Linked DNA regions of Mus musculus: region 1 is linked to region 2. Evidence: chromatin loops called from intact Hi-C (ENCODE). Cell type or tissue: heart. All regions are shown on one strand. Each heading gives the region's core, and the rest is flanking DNA. Links, peaks and the distances in the headings are about the cores only.

Region 1 (2,914 bases), core at 283-2,782, 75 kb before region 2:
ACATGGGTGTTGGCAACAGAACTCGGGTCTTCTGCAAGAGCAGTACACACGCAGCTGCCGCTCTTAACGCCACGCCATCTCTGTGGCCCCTGCTGTTCTTGGTCAGAATCTTCCTTTTCACTGGGTTTTCTTCTCAGAGCCTGCTCTTCTCCTAAGTTGTTTTTGCGTGGCCCTTCTTTCTGTACTCATTAAAGTTTTAAGATCTGGCTAAAAGAACCACAGGGCGGAGGTCCTGGGCAACTGCCATCGACTCCTAACTCATCTCAACTCAGAATCACACTTAGATCATGTATTCATAGCAGGCAGAGGACAGAAAATATGGCAGCTTTTTAGGTTAGCCTAGGCGAAGACTAGTTTATACACTGGAGAATTTCTTTCATACTGTTTAGAAGCAGTTTTAAATAATCTACGCTGTTTGGGAGGTTAGTGGAGTTGTGCCAGTCTTTCTGGTTTGTTGTTGTTGTTGTTGTTTTAATTAATTTATTTTTTAAGACAGGCTCTCACTGTCTTGACTGTCTTGGACTCACTATGTAGACCAGGCCTGCCTGGGCCTCCTGGGTGCTGGGATTAAGGTGTGTGTTATACAACGCCTGCCAGTTGTGCCAGTCTTGACCCAGCATTCCCATTGTCCACTACATGCTCAGCAGAGGGTTCCATGGCCATCCCTGACAGGAGTACTTGGTAGGTTGTAGCTCTCTCCTGTGTCCCAGCTCCCTCATGTATGTAGATGAGGACCCAGGTCTGGCCAAGAGCCAGTGTTTTCCCTAGTTTTCTTTGATAGGAGCTAATAGCAAAAGGTAAACTTACTATCAGTTAACCACCCCAAACCCAAAACTGAAAATTCAGAATGCTCCTAATTTTGAGGGCTTATATGCTGCCACAAGTGGAAAACTTTATACCCGATTTCATCTGAGAGGTCACAGGCAAACCTAGGTACATAGCTGGGGTGCGGCTCAGAGATGGAGCACGTGGCTCCCTCACTCATGTTAGAGCTTGTGCTCAGCGCTGTAAACCACAGGCACCGAATGCATGCCCACTCAGAATACTCTCTGAAATTTCCTTCAGGCCATGTGTATTCCTATATGTAAAATGTAATTTTTTTGTTTGTTTGTTTAGACTTGGGTCTCATCCCTAAAAGCATTCCAGAATCTGAAAAAAAAAAAATCTGAAATCTAAAACAGTCTTTCTGTTTGTAATTGTTTGCAGTATGTGACACTCAGTTTGTACTTGGTAGTTTATTCCTGACTTAGGAATTTCTACCCTTCTTCCCAGGGAATTAAGCTAGTGTATACTCTTTACCCAGCAGCACAGAGAGCACATAGTAGGTGCTGCTAGACATTTGTGTTCGTGTTAATTTCTTCTGGTTTGCTGTGAAGGTGGAGATAAGGAAAAGACTCTACAGTGGAATTGACTTAGAAGGACATGTGTCTGCTGTATATTAAAAAGCTTAGTGGATAAAAGTGGACCTATTCTTAGCTACATGGGATTCTTGTTTTCCTCAGTAACATTTATTCGACTATTTTAAGGAAATCATGGAAAATATTGACTTCCTTCCTAATGGTGTCCCCTGAGGCTTCCTGCACTGCCACTGAGCTTGCTCCACACGAGTGGTATGTGACTCTGGACCTAGCTTCAGAAATGGGAAATGACTTGAGCAACAATTGCAAGGAAGTAGAGGTCAGAGGTCAGCATTGAGAAAACTCAGCGGAAGAGTAGAATGTTGTAGCCGTTTCCCACATTCCTTAGCAGTGTTTTGGGCATTGAAGCTCTTTTAATTGAGAAAGGAAACGAGGTCTTTGATTGGCAGCTGGGTGATGGGGCTGTGCGGTGGAGGTGCAGGGAGGCTTCTGTCTACAGAGAAACTTCCAGGAATGAACACTGGATTTGCAAGTTTCTTAGAAGTAGATTGGACTATCAGAATGTTCCTATACGCAGGCTACTTTGAGCTTGTGGGGAGAGAAATGGATTTTGGGGAAACATTCTAATTTAAAAAAATGTTTTATTCTTTCAGATGTTACTTCAATCCTATGCAAATATTTTGAACTTTAAGAGTAATGTACCACATGTACTTGCATAGGTCTAGAACTTGTAAGAATGTGGTATAGCATTAGCATTACCTGGTATTCATTCATTCATTTATTTTTATGTATAGTCCCAGCTGGCCTTGGAATTTGTGATCCTCCTGCCTCAACCTCACAGGTTCTGGTGTTAGAGGCATGTACTACCAACCACTCCTAATTCGTTTTTCTGATTCCAAACTAATGTTCTAGTAAGTATAGTTTCATTGTGTTTCCTTTCCTTTCTTCCTTCCTCTTTTCTTTGTGTGTGTATGTGTGCGTGTGTGCGTGCGTGCTTGAGTGCGCATGTGTGTGTGTATTGGAGTCTGAACTCAGTCTCCATACATTTTACTCATGCTCTCCCACCATGCTTCCCTCCAACCCTTCAGTAATATAAAGCTGACTAGGTACTGGGATCTTAGGGTAGAAAAGCCGTTGAAATACATACAGCACATAAGAGATCGTGAACAGACCAAAAGTAAGGGGCAGCTGTGTTTGTCTTCAGAGTGTGAAGGCTGTGGCAGGGGTGTTAAGAGCTGCCCTCTGTGCTGGGCGGTAGTCGTATATGCCTTTAATCCCAGCACTCGGGAGGCAGAGGCAGGCAGATTTATGAGTTGGAGGCCAGTCTGGTCTACAGAGTGAGTTCCAGGACAGCCAGGGCTACACAGAGAAACCCTGTCTCAAAAAAAAAAAAAAAAAACAAAAACAAAACAAAAAAAGAGCTGCCTTCTGAGGGACCTTAGCACATCATTTTATGCATGAGACCTTCTTCTAGGGGAAAAATAGTATGTTGACTGAGTTTTATGGATTGCATCCCACCAAACTCCCTCCGCTTATTTGCTTCATAGGAATACTTA
Region 2 (2,914 bases), core at 226-2,725:
ACACTCTACCACTCCTGGCTACCTTGTCCACTCAGTGACTAGACTAATGTAGAATGAAGGGCTTGGCTCTCCCAGGCACTAACACAGGCGGTCATAGTCTATAGTATCTGACGGTTACTGTCAGGTTGTTAAGATGAGCTTCAATGACTGCTGTACTCTAGTGTACTCTGTCCTTTCCCACAGCTGGTGCTCCTCCAAGTCTTTGTCCTAAATACACCTCATCTGTCTGCTACTCTTGGCCCTGCCCCTGCTCTTTCTCAGATGTCACCTCTGCTACCTCTCACTGTTCCCCAACTCCTTCTCCTTCTGTGACTTACTTTATAATCACAGCACATTTTATAAGAGTCTCTGCCTTTACCACATCTGCCCAGTACTAGAGTAAGTGCCATGGGCTCATTATTTACTGTGTTCACTACGGTGCCTGTGCTGTGCCTGGCATAGCATAGACAATAATATTTGTCATTTGAATAGTTGCCTTTCCCTTTTGGTCAGCCTAAGTGAAATGTTCCATGGGGGTTAACCTGAGCCTGGGCTCCATAGCTGAGCATTGTCTGGGTCATGGCTCTATCCCTTACTAGTGGGATAGGGAAATTTCAGCTCCCTGTGTGCATCTCTATGTGTAGTCCATGGTCTACTGAAGGGCTGTGCTAAAAGTCATCCAGAACTCATTCTGGATGCATGTACACAGGAAAGCAGATCTACGCATGCCACTTCAAGGGGTGGTTAGCATTGCTCGCATCAAAATTAGACTGACTGTTCTCCAGAGATAAGAGAGCTGTAACTATGAAAATGCTAGTTTACAACGCAACTAAAGCTTTTTTCCCCCCTTTGAAACAGGTATTTGGTGTTGGGGTTCCAAATCCGTATCGATTAAGGCCATTTCTTGGGGCCAGAGTCCCCGTAAACAGCAGCTTTTCACCCATAATAAACATACACAATCCTCACAGTGAGCCTTTACAGGTGAGTTTCTGTCCTTTTCCAGAGGGTAAGTTTAATCTTCATTTTGGTGGGAATTAGTGCCTAGCAAGAAATCTCAAGTCTGTCACAGTTGCCAAGACTATGTTAGAAAAAGTCCTAGGGTTTTCTAGGTGGGCTCAAGAGATGTGGGGCAGTCCACACTGTTTGCGTGTTACCCATTTTCCTCAGTCTTTGTTGTGACCTAGTTATCTTCACTTTGAATTAATTTCTCTACTCCTTTCCCAGTTATTCCTTGTTTGTTTGCTAAAGGTGGGGCATCATGCAGGCCTGGCACTTGCTGGACAGACGTGCTGCTGCTCAGCTGTGCCCAGCTGTGCCAAATGGCAGGTCACAGTACTCAGTGAGATAGAGCTCTAGCCAGCCTGCAGAGCGTGGCCTTCAGCATACACAGAGGAGAGCAAGCAAGCAGAAAACCTTTTCTGCTTATCTTGGAGTTTAGATGTCCTACTGCTTTGTTCTCTCTTACTCCTTCCTGGGAGACTTTATGATAAAACAAGTATCACAGTTCCCCTACTTACTACTACTTTGCCCCAAATTTACTAAAGTTAAATCAATGTATCTATTCTTTGTTAGCACTAAAGTTCTCTGCTATTAAAGTTTCCCACCATCTTGCCCACTCTCTTCCTTAATGTTTACCTAAAAGAAAAGAAGGCAGGTGTCCATAACAAGTGTCCTCAGTCAGTACCTACTGCAGCTTCATGTCACCCAACACTAGACATCACCAGTATGTTAGTGTAAGAAACTGTGATGTGAGACCAGGCAAGTTGGCACACACTTCTAATCTCAGTACTTGGATTGTTGAGTCCAGACAACCTGTAGCAAGGCCATGTTGCAGATGAATAAAACAAAGCAAAGCAACCATAAAGAGAGAAAAGAAATGAATTATTAATAGAACCTGGTGAATCTCAAGGTAATTACATTGAAAGAAAAAAACAAAACAAGCCAGATATAGTACATACTATTTACTCTGTGTGTAGAAAACTCTAGAAGAGGGGCTGGGAAGGTGGCTCTGTAGATAAGAATGCTTGTTTTTCCAACATGAGGTCCTGAGTTCTAATCCCCAGCACCCACTGAAAGACTTTGGCATGGTAGAATTTACCTGTAATCCCAGCACTGGGGACATAAGGTCAAGCCGATTCTGACAGCTCACTAAGCAGCCAAATCTGAAAGAGCAGCAAGCTCCCAGCTCAGTGAGAAACTATCTCACAGCAATATGGCAACACAGGAAAATGCCCAGAGTCAAAGGAATATGCACTGCCTGAGAAGAGGGGGGGCGGAGAGAATTTTGGAGCACTGGCTATATTTAATATCTACATTGCAGGGATGGCTTCATGCCTGTATACAAAGGTCAGCAATTCCCGGGTTATACTTGAATACTTGTCATTTATTGTACACCAGAGATATTAATTTAAAAAAACATTGTAGGCACAAGCTTCAAAACCAAATATCTTTGTATTTCTGTTTTAACTGAAACATAGTTAAGTGCACATATTTATGGACCACTCTGACATTTCAGTACATGTCTACAGGAGAAAATGAGTTCTGGGCAGTTGGCTTACCCATCACTTCCTATTCCTGTGTATTAAAAACACTCGACATCTTCTGTGATCTTTGAAATGGCCACTAACTGTTGTCAACTGTAGTTCCCTTCATCCCATAGACCGTGAGACTTTGCTCCAGTCCAGCCTTGCAGAGTTGTTGCACATTAGCCACTCTCTCTCTCCAGCCCTCCTGTAGAGACCTTTTTTGGTATGTGTGCTATTGGGTTCAAACCCAGAGCTTTGCACATGCTAGGCATATACACTCTCAACTCAGAAACCAAGTGCTTTGATCTTTATTAGAATTGTACATGTATCTCAGAGTGTTTAATCTTCTCATGGCACTGTTATTGGATCCACCACTAGATCTAGCTATATGTAAAATTGATATGTACGTA

What was found. A loop is a pair of places that touch in the nucleus more often than their neighbours do. Peaks named below come from ENCODE experiments on the same cell type or tissue, not always from the same donor. Only the 100,000 strongest peaks of a DNase experiment are listed, where the experiment ranks them.
Region 1: a loop joins it to region 2, with 2.1 times the contacts of the local background. A loop is called at or near these places in 5 of 42 quality-filtered maps.

The regions. Positions count from the first base shown.
Region 1 is chr1:36,913,424-36,916,337 of GRCm38, reverse strand. The region is part of intron 1 of Tmem131 (transmembrane protein 131); the gene reads left to right. Among named protein-coding and RNA genes, the nearest start is that of Tmem131, 25 kb to the left of the region's middle. In heart, for the core only: a CTCF peak has its summit at 1,623; a DNase peak (open chromatin) is centred at 1,617; H3K27ac peaks cover 288 bases.
Region 2 is chr1:36,838,435-36,841,348 of GRCm38, reverse strand. Tmem131 (transmembrane protein 131) reads left to right here. Exons shown (of 41, transcript NM_018872.2): 7 at 838-960. Among named protein-coding and RNA genes, the nearest start is that of Zap70, 78 kb to the right of the region's middle. In heart, for the core only: no CTCF peak of the experiment used is centred there; a DNase peak (open chromatin) is centred at 1,298.